2 separate regions of the Homo sapiens genome follow, and region 1 is linked to region 2. A link is a contact called in ENCODE Hi-C or POLR2A ChIA-PET data. All regions are on one chromosome and are shown on one strand. Each heading gives the region's core, a stretch centred on a gene start or an enhancer-like site at or near the end of the contact. The rest is flanking DNA. Distances are from core to core; before and after follow the strand shown. Region 1 overlaps GRTP1 (growth hormone regulated TBC protein 1). Region 2 has its middle 30 kb from the start of GRTP1.

Region 1 (2,700 bases), core at 62-2,561, 67 kb before region 2:
CCCCATTCCCCTCAGAGCCAGACAAAGACAACAGGGCCACCCTGGGAGGACCCCTCCCAAGAGGGAGGGACAAAGTTGGAGAGGAAGAGTCGGGGTGAGGCCTGCAGACACAGGGCTCATGGGGAGCGACCCCCACAGCCAGGCCTTTCAGGACGTCCCTGAGGCTGGAGGGATAGGCTGGATGCCGCCTGGCTGGGCATCAGTTAAAATCTGCAGGTGGAGGGTGGCGCGGTGGGGGGGGGGGGGGCGGGAGCGTGGCTCACACCTGTAATCCCAGCACTTTGGGAGGCCGAGGCGGGTGGATCACCTAAAGTCAGGAGTTCAAGACCAGCCTGGCTGACATGGCTGAAACCCCGTCTCTACTAAAAATACAAAAATTAGCCAGGTGTGGTGGTGGGCACCTGTAACCCCAGCTATTCAGGAGGCTGAGGCAGGAGAATCGCTTGAACCTGGGAGGTGGAGGTTGCAGTGGGCCGAGATCACACCACTGCACTCCAGTCTGGGCCACAGAGCGAGACTCTGTCTCAAAAAAACAAACAAACAAAAATCTGCAGGTGGAAAAGAGAGTCCCAAGGAGGTGCAGGCACCCCCGTGTTCCTAGCAGAACTATTTACAACAGCCAAGAGATGGAGGCAACCCACGTGTCCGTCGGCAGACAAGTGGATAACCAACATGTGAATGTCCACACGACGGAATATTATTCAGCCTTAGAAAGGGAGGAAGTCAGGCCACAGCAGCGGGAGGGAGGGAGTGACAGGACCGAGTTCAGTCTGGGAAGATGAAACAGCTCTGGAGAGGGCGGCGGCAATGGTTACACAGAGAGGTAAGCGGCCCTTGTGCCACTGAACTGCACAGGGGAAAGACATGGGTAAGATGGTACATTCTATGTTCTGTGTATTTTACCACAGTAGAAATAAAACGTACTCAGATAAATACTTCCAACAGCTTGCCCTTCTTTTGAATGGACATTTGTCTTACCAAAGCACTTTTGTGTTTACCTACGTAATTTTTTAACTTGTTCATGTAATGAGTTATAGTACATTTTTTTTTGAGACGGAGTCTCGCTCTGTCACCGAGGCTGGAATGTAGTGGCATGATCTTAGCTCACTGGAACCTCTCTGCCTCCTGGGTTCAAGCAATTCTCCTGCCTTAGCCTCCTGAGTAGCTGGGACTACAGGTGCTCACCACCACGCCCAAGCTAATTTTTGTATTTTCAGTAGAGACAAAGTTTCACCATATTTGCCAGGCTGGTCTCGAACTCCTGACCTCATGATCTGCCCGCCTCGGCCTCCAAAAGTGCTGGGATTACAGGCGTGAGCCACTGCGCCCAGTCTGTTCTTGTTAATTCAATATCTTGGTTAAAATAGAACCATCACAAACACTGACGCAACATCACGGTCCTGTCACTGCTTTTCAGAGTGAGCACACAGTGAAGTCGGTTTAATAGTAAATACTAACGCCTCTGAAGGTGATTTAGCCAGAGCCAATTCAGTGAGCAAGCGCCAAGGATTAAAAACGCCTCCCTTCCATATCCTTGTTCTGCACCTGCCACTGGGGTTCTGAGCGCTTTGCTCATCTTTCACCTTCTTAGCTGAGCACATACCGTTCCAGCTGGGGAGAGAGGGGTGAAGAACCATCAATCAGTGCCCACCCTGGTTCTGCAGGTGGCCCCCAACCCCACAGGTGGTGTGGCAGGGGGGCTTGAGTGCCAGGCAGCAGGGGGTCTGCAGAGACACACAGCCTGACCTTGGCCCCAGACACAGAGAAGCTTAGAACAGCTTCCAAAAATAGAGGCGCTGAACTCATTCCCTAAACTCCACCAGGCTGAGCCGGCCACCAAGGGGAGGATTAAATTAAAGCCGCAGCTTCTTTCCCTTCCTTGAACATCGAGGGCAAGGTGGTTCCTCCCAGGCCCAGCCGGCGCAGCGGCTGCTCCCTGCAGAAGGGGCTCATCCCTCAGGCTGAGGCGCAGGCACTGATGTTCCCAGGTGACCACCTCATCTGGTCTCGCGCCGCTATCCCCCCAGGCTCCTTGTCCCTGTCCTTCTGGGGACATCCACGCCTCTGCAAACCACCCAACACTGTGCATTCATCACCGAGGCTCCGGGACGGCACCTGCCTGGCCAGGACGGGGGCACAGCTCTGACACTCCCCTGCACACCCCTCAGGGTCTGCGGTCAGACGTGGGCAGGGGCCATACAAAGACGGTGGCCACAGGCGTCTGCACATGGCTGTGGCTTCCTCCTACTTCATTTCCACTCTGCAGATCTTCCTCTGAGAGCAGGTGTGAGTCCCAAGACCACTCTCTCACATGCACTCACAGGCCAGTTCTCCACCCTGGTGCTTTCAATTAGAAAACAAAAGGTGTGAGTTGAAGACTCAAACAATTTTTTGAGACAGGGTCTCACTCTGTCGCCCAAGCTGGAGTGCAGTGGTGCTATCACAGCTCACTGCAGCCTCAACCTCCTGGGCTCAAGTGATCCCCCTGCCTCAGCCTCCTGCGTAGCTGGGACCACAGGTGTGCACCACCACACCCAGCTAATTTTTAAATATTTTTTGTAGAGAGAAGGTTTTACCATGTTGCCCAGGCTGGTCTAGAATTCCTGGGCAGCCAAAACATTAAATGGTCTGTGCAGCCTTCTGTGAAAGGAGTTTCCATTCCCAGGGGCGTCTCCCTCTCCCTTTCCCTACCAGGAAAGA
Region 2 (2,700 bases), core at 153-2,652:
ATCCCAGCTACTCAGGAGGCTGAGGCGGGAGAATTGCTTGAGCCCAGGAGGTTGAGGCTGCAGTGAGCCATGATTGCACCACTGCACTCCAGTCTGGGCGATAAAGTGAAACCCCGACTCTTAAAAAAAACGGGCTGGGCACGGTGGCTCACGCCTGCAATCCCAGAACTTTGGGACGCTGAGGCCGGCGGATCACCTGAGGTCAGGAGTTCGAGACCAGCCTGACCAACATGGAGAAAACTCCATCTCTGCTGAAAAAAAAAAATTAGCCAGGTGTGGTGGCACATGCCTATAATCCCAGCTACTCGGGAGGCTGAGGCAGGAGAATCGCTTGAACCTGGGAGGTGGAGGTTGCAGTGAGCCGAGATCGCGCCATTGCGCTCCAGCCTGGGCAATAAGAGTGAAGCTTGGTCTCAAAAAAAAAAAAAAGTATCCCTGGCACCTTCTCACAGACAGAACAGGGAAAAGGAGGGGCGGTTTACATCCCTGTGGAGCACAGCAAACCCACACAATGAGCCTTTCAGGTGTGGGGGGCAGGAGCAGGGCGGGGGCTGTCTCCCAGGGACCATCAGTCGGTTGGCTCAGGGGCTCAGGAGCCCAGGCCCGATGCCAGGAAGCTTCTCACCCCTAAGGAGAGGACACGCAGTCAGTCCGACTGGCAAAGTGGCCGGATCAGCGCCTGGCTGTGCCACCCCACATGGAGTGCCACACGCGGTCACAACAGCCCCATGACGTAGGTCCCAGTATTACTATTTTAGGGAAGACTGTGGTACACGCACCCGGACACACAGTTGCACATATGGCCACACAGGCCTCCACCTCTACTACCCAGACAAGTGCCCCAGTGCGCATCACACATGCACATGGGTGTGTACACAGCCTGCCCAGACACAGCCCTCCACAACACAGGGACCCACCCATGCACACACGCGTGTGCACACACACCAAGCAGACACGGCCCCTACACAACACAGGGACCCACCCATGCACACACGCGTGTGCACACACACCAAGCAGACACAGCCCTCCACAACACAGGGACCCACACATGTACACACTAAGGAAATGTGGAAACACTACGTGACCTCCGGTGGCAAGGCCATGGCTGGAAGCCCTGCAGCCTCTCCGGCTTCCAGGTCCTGATGCCAAGGCTGCCCCTCCCAGAATCCACGAGGAGGTCACCGTCCCCGCTCCGCACCAGGGAGGGGCTCCAGAAGCCCGGAGGCCAGCGCCGAGGTCCCCGCACGTACGCCTGTGTCCCCGGCTCTGGGGAAGGCAACCGTCCCTTAGGGGGCCGGGAACCTGCGCGCCGCCCCGACTCCCGCCCACCCCGGCGGCTCCCGGCGGCTCCCGGCGGCGTCCGGATGTGGCAGCAGCTCGCGGGCCGGGGCTTCCTCTTGCAGCAGCCGCCGCCCGGGAGGCCGGCAGCGCCCCCTGGCGGACTCAGGCAGGAGGCGTCCGGCGAGGCGGGCGCGGGGTAGGCGGGCGCGGGACGGTGCAGCCCGAGGCCTGTCCCTGCAGGTGCAGGAGGGACCCGTCGCTCCCCTGCGCACCGAGGGGGCGACAACCCCTCCCAGAGACCTGCTGCCCGCGGAGCCTCCCCCAGTGACTCGTGCGGTCCCCAAAGGAGAGGCGGGAAGCCGAGTCCTGGAGAAGCCTGGAGACAATGGGCAACAGGGGCATTGGGCCTCCGTCCAGCCCCCGCCAGCGCCCCAGGGTCACACATAGGCCTTTATTTTCTGATCCTGAAAGTGATGCAAGTGCATTTAAATTAACGCAGAAAGCAGTGACAGATAACGACGGGAAAACACACCTACACATCGGGTGTTCGTGGATAACCACTGCTCACCTTTTTTCGCGTTTCTCTTTCTTTGCCCCCTTCACACGTATTTACATATTTGAATCTACTATTTTATACTGGATTTTTTTTTTCTTTTTGAGGTGTAGCTTCACTCTTGTTGCCCAGGCTGGAGTGCAATGGCGCCATCTCGGCTCACTGTAACCTCTGCCTCCTGGGTTCAAGCGATTCTCCTGCCTCAGCCTCCTGAGTAGCTGGGATTACAGGCGTCCGCCGCCACCATGTCCAGCTAATTTCTGTATTTTTAGTAGAGATGGGGTTTCCCCATGTTGGCCGGGCTGATCTCGAACTCCTGACCTCAGGTGATCCACCCTCCTTGGCCTCCCAAAGTGCTGGGATTACAGGCATGAGCCACTGCGCCCGGCCTTATATTGGATTTTAAACATTAAATGGTACAATATTTTCCATTTCACAAAGTTCTTCCTCAGCTAATTTTAAATGACTGCTATTTCACTGAATAAGACACCACACTTTATTTAACTAATCTCTTTTTTTTTTTTGAGAGGGAGTCTTGCAATGTTGCCCAGGCTGGAGTGCAATGGTGTGATCTCGTCTCACCGCAACCTCCGCCTCCTGGGTTCAAGCGATTCTCCTGCCTCAGCCTCCCTAGTAGCTGGGATTACAGGTGCCCGCCACCACGCCCAGCTAATTTTTTGTATTTTTAGTAGACACGGGGTTTCACTGTGTTGGCCAGGCTGGTCTTGAACTCCTGACTTCGTGATCCGCCCGCCTCGGCCTCCCAAAGTGCTGGGATTACAGGCGTGAGCCACCGCGCCTGGCCAACTAATCTCTTAATTGGTGGACATTTGTGTCACTTATGGCTGTATCTTGAGTAGTACCAC

Evidence for each region. A loop is a pair of places that touch in the nucleus more often than their neighbours do. ChIA-PET counts read pairs that join two places held with the same protein, here RNA polymerase II (POLR2A). Pooled maps may share reads with other maps.
Region 1: a loop to region 2 is called in a map of gastrocnemius medialis, with 2.8 times the contacts of the local background. The contact joins two enhancer-like sites. A Hi-C loop is called at or near these places in 3 of 168 maps with a recorded cell type or tissue (Caco-2, gastrocnemius medialis and psoas muscle) and 8 of 50 pooled maps. POLR2A ChIA-PET finds 5 or more read pairs at or near these places in 8 of 52 experiments (Caco-2, H1, PC-3 and 4 more).

Annotation. Positions count from the first base shown.
Region 1 is chr13:113,326,145-113,328,844 of GRCh38, forward strand. All of the region lies in intron 5 of GRTP1 (growth hormone regulated TBC protein 1), which reads right to left. Among named protein-coding and RNA genes, the nearest start is that of GRTP1-AS1, 24 kb to the right of the region's middle. Within about 2 kb of position 1,312, at least 3 of the 41 ENCODE cell types and tissues checked have a DNase peak (open chromatin) inside an H3K27ac peak, as active enhancers do; they include gastrocnemius medialis and psoas muscle, where a contact is called at or near this core.
Region 2 is chr13:113,392,714-113,395,413 of GRCh38, forward strand. No RefSeq gene overlaps it. Among named protein-coding and RNA genes, the nearest start is that of GRTP1, 30 kb to the left of the region's middle. RefSeq lists an enhancer at 750-1,291 and silencers at 1,209-1,558, 1,569-1,678. Within about 2 kb of position 1,403, at least 14 of the 41 ENCODE cell types and tissues checked have a DNase peak (open chromatin) inside an H3K27ac peak, as active enhancers do; they include gastrocnemius medialis and psoas muscle, where a contact is called at or near this core.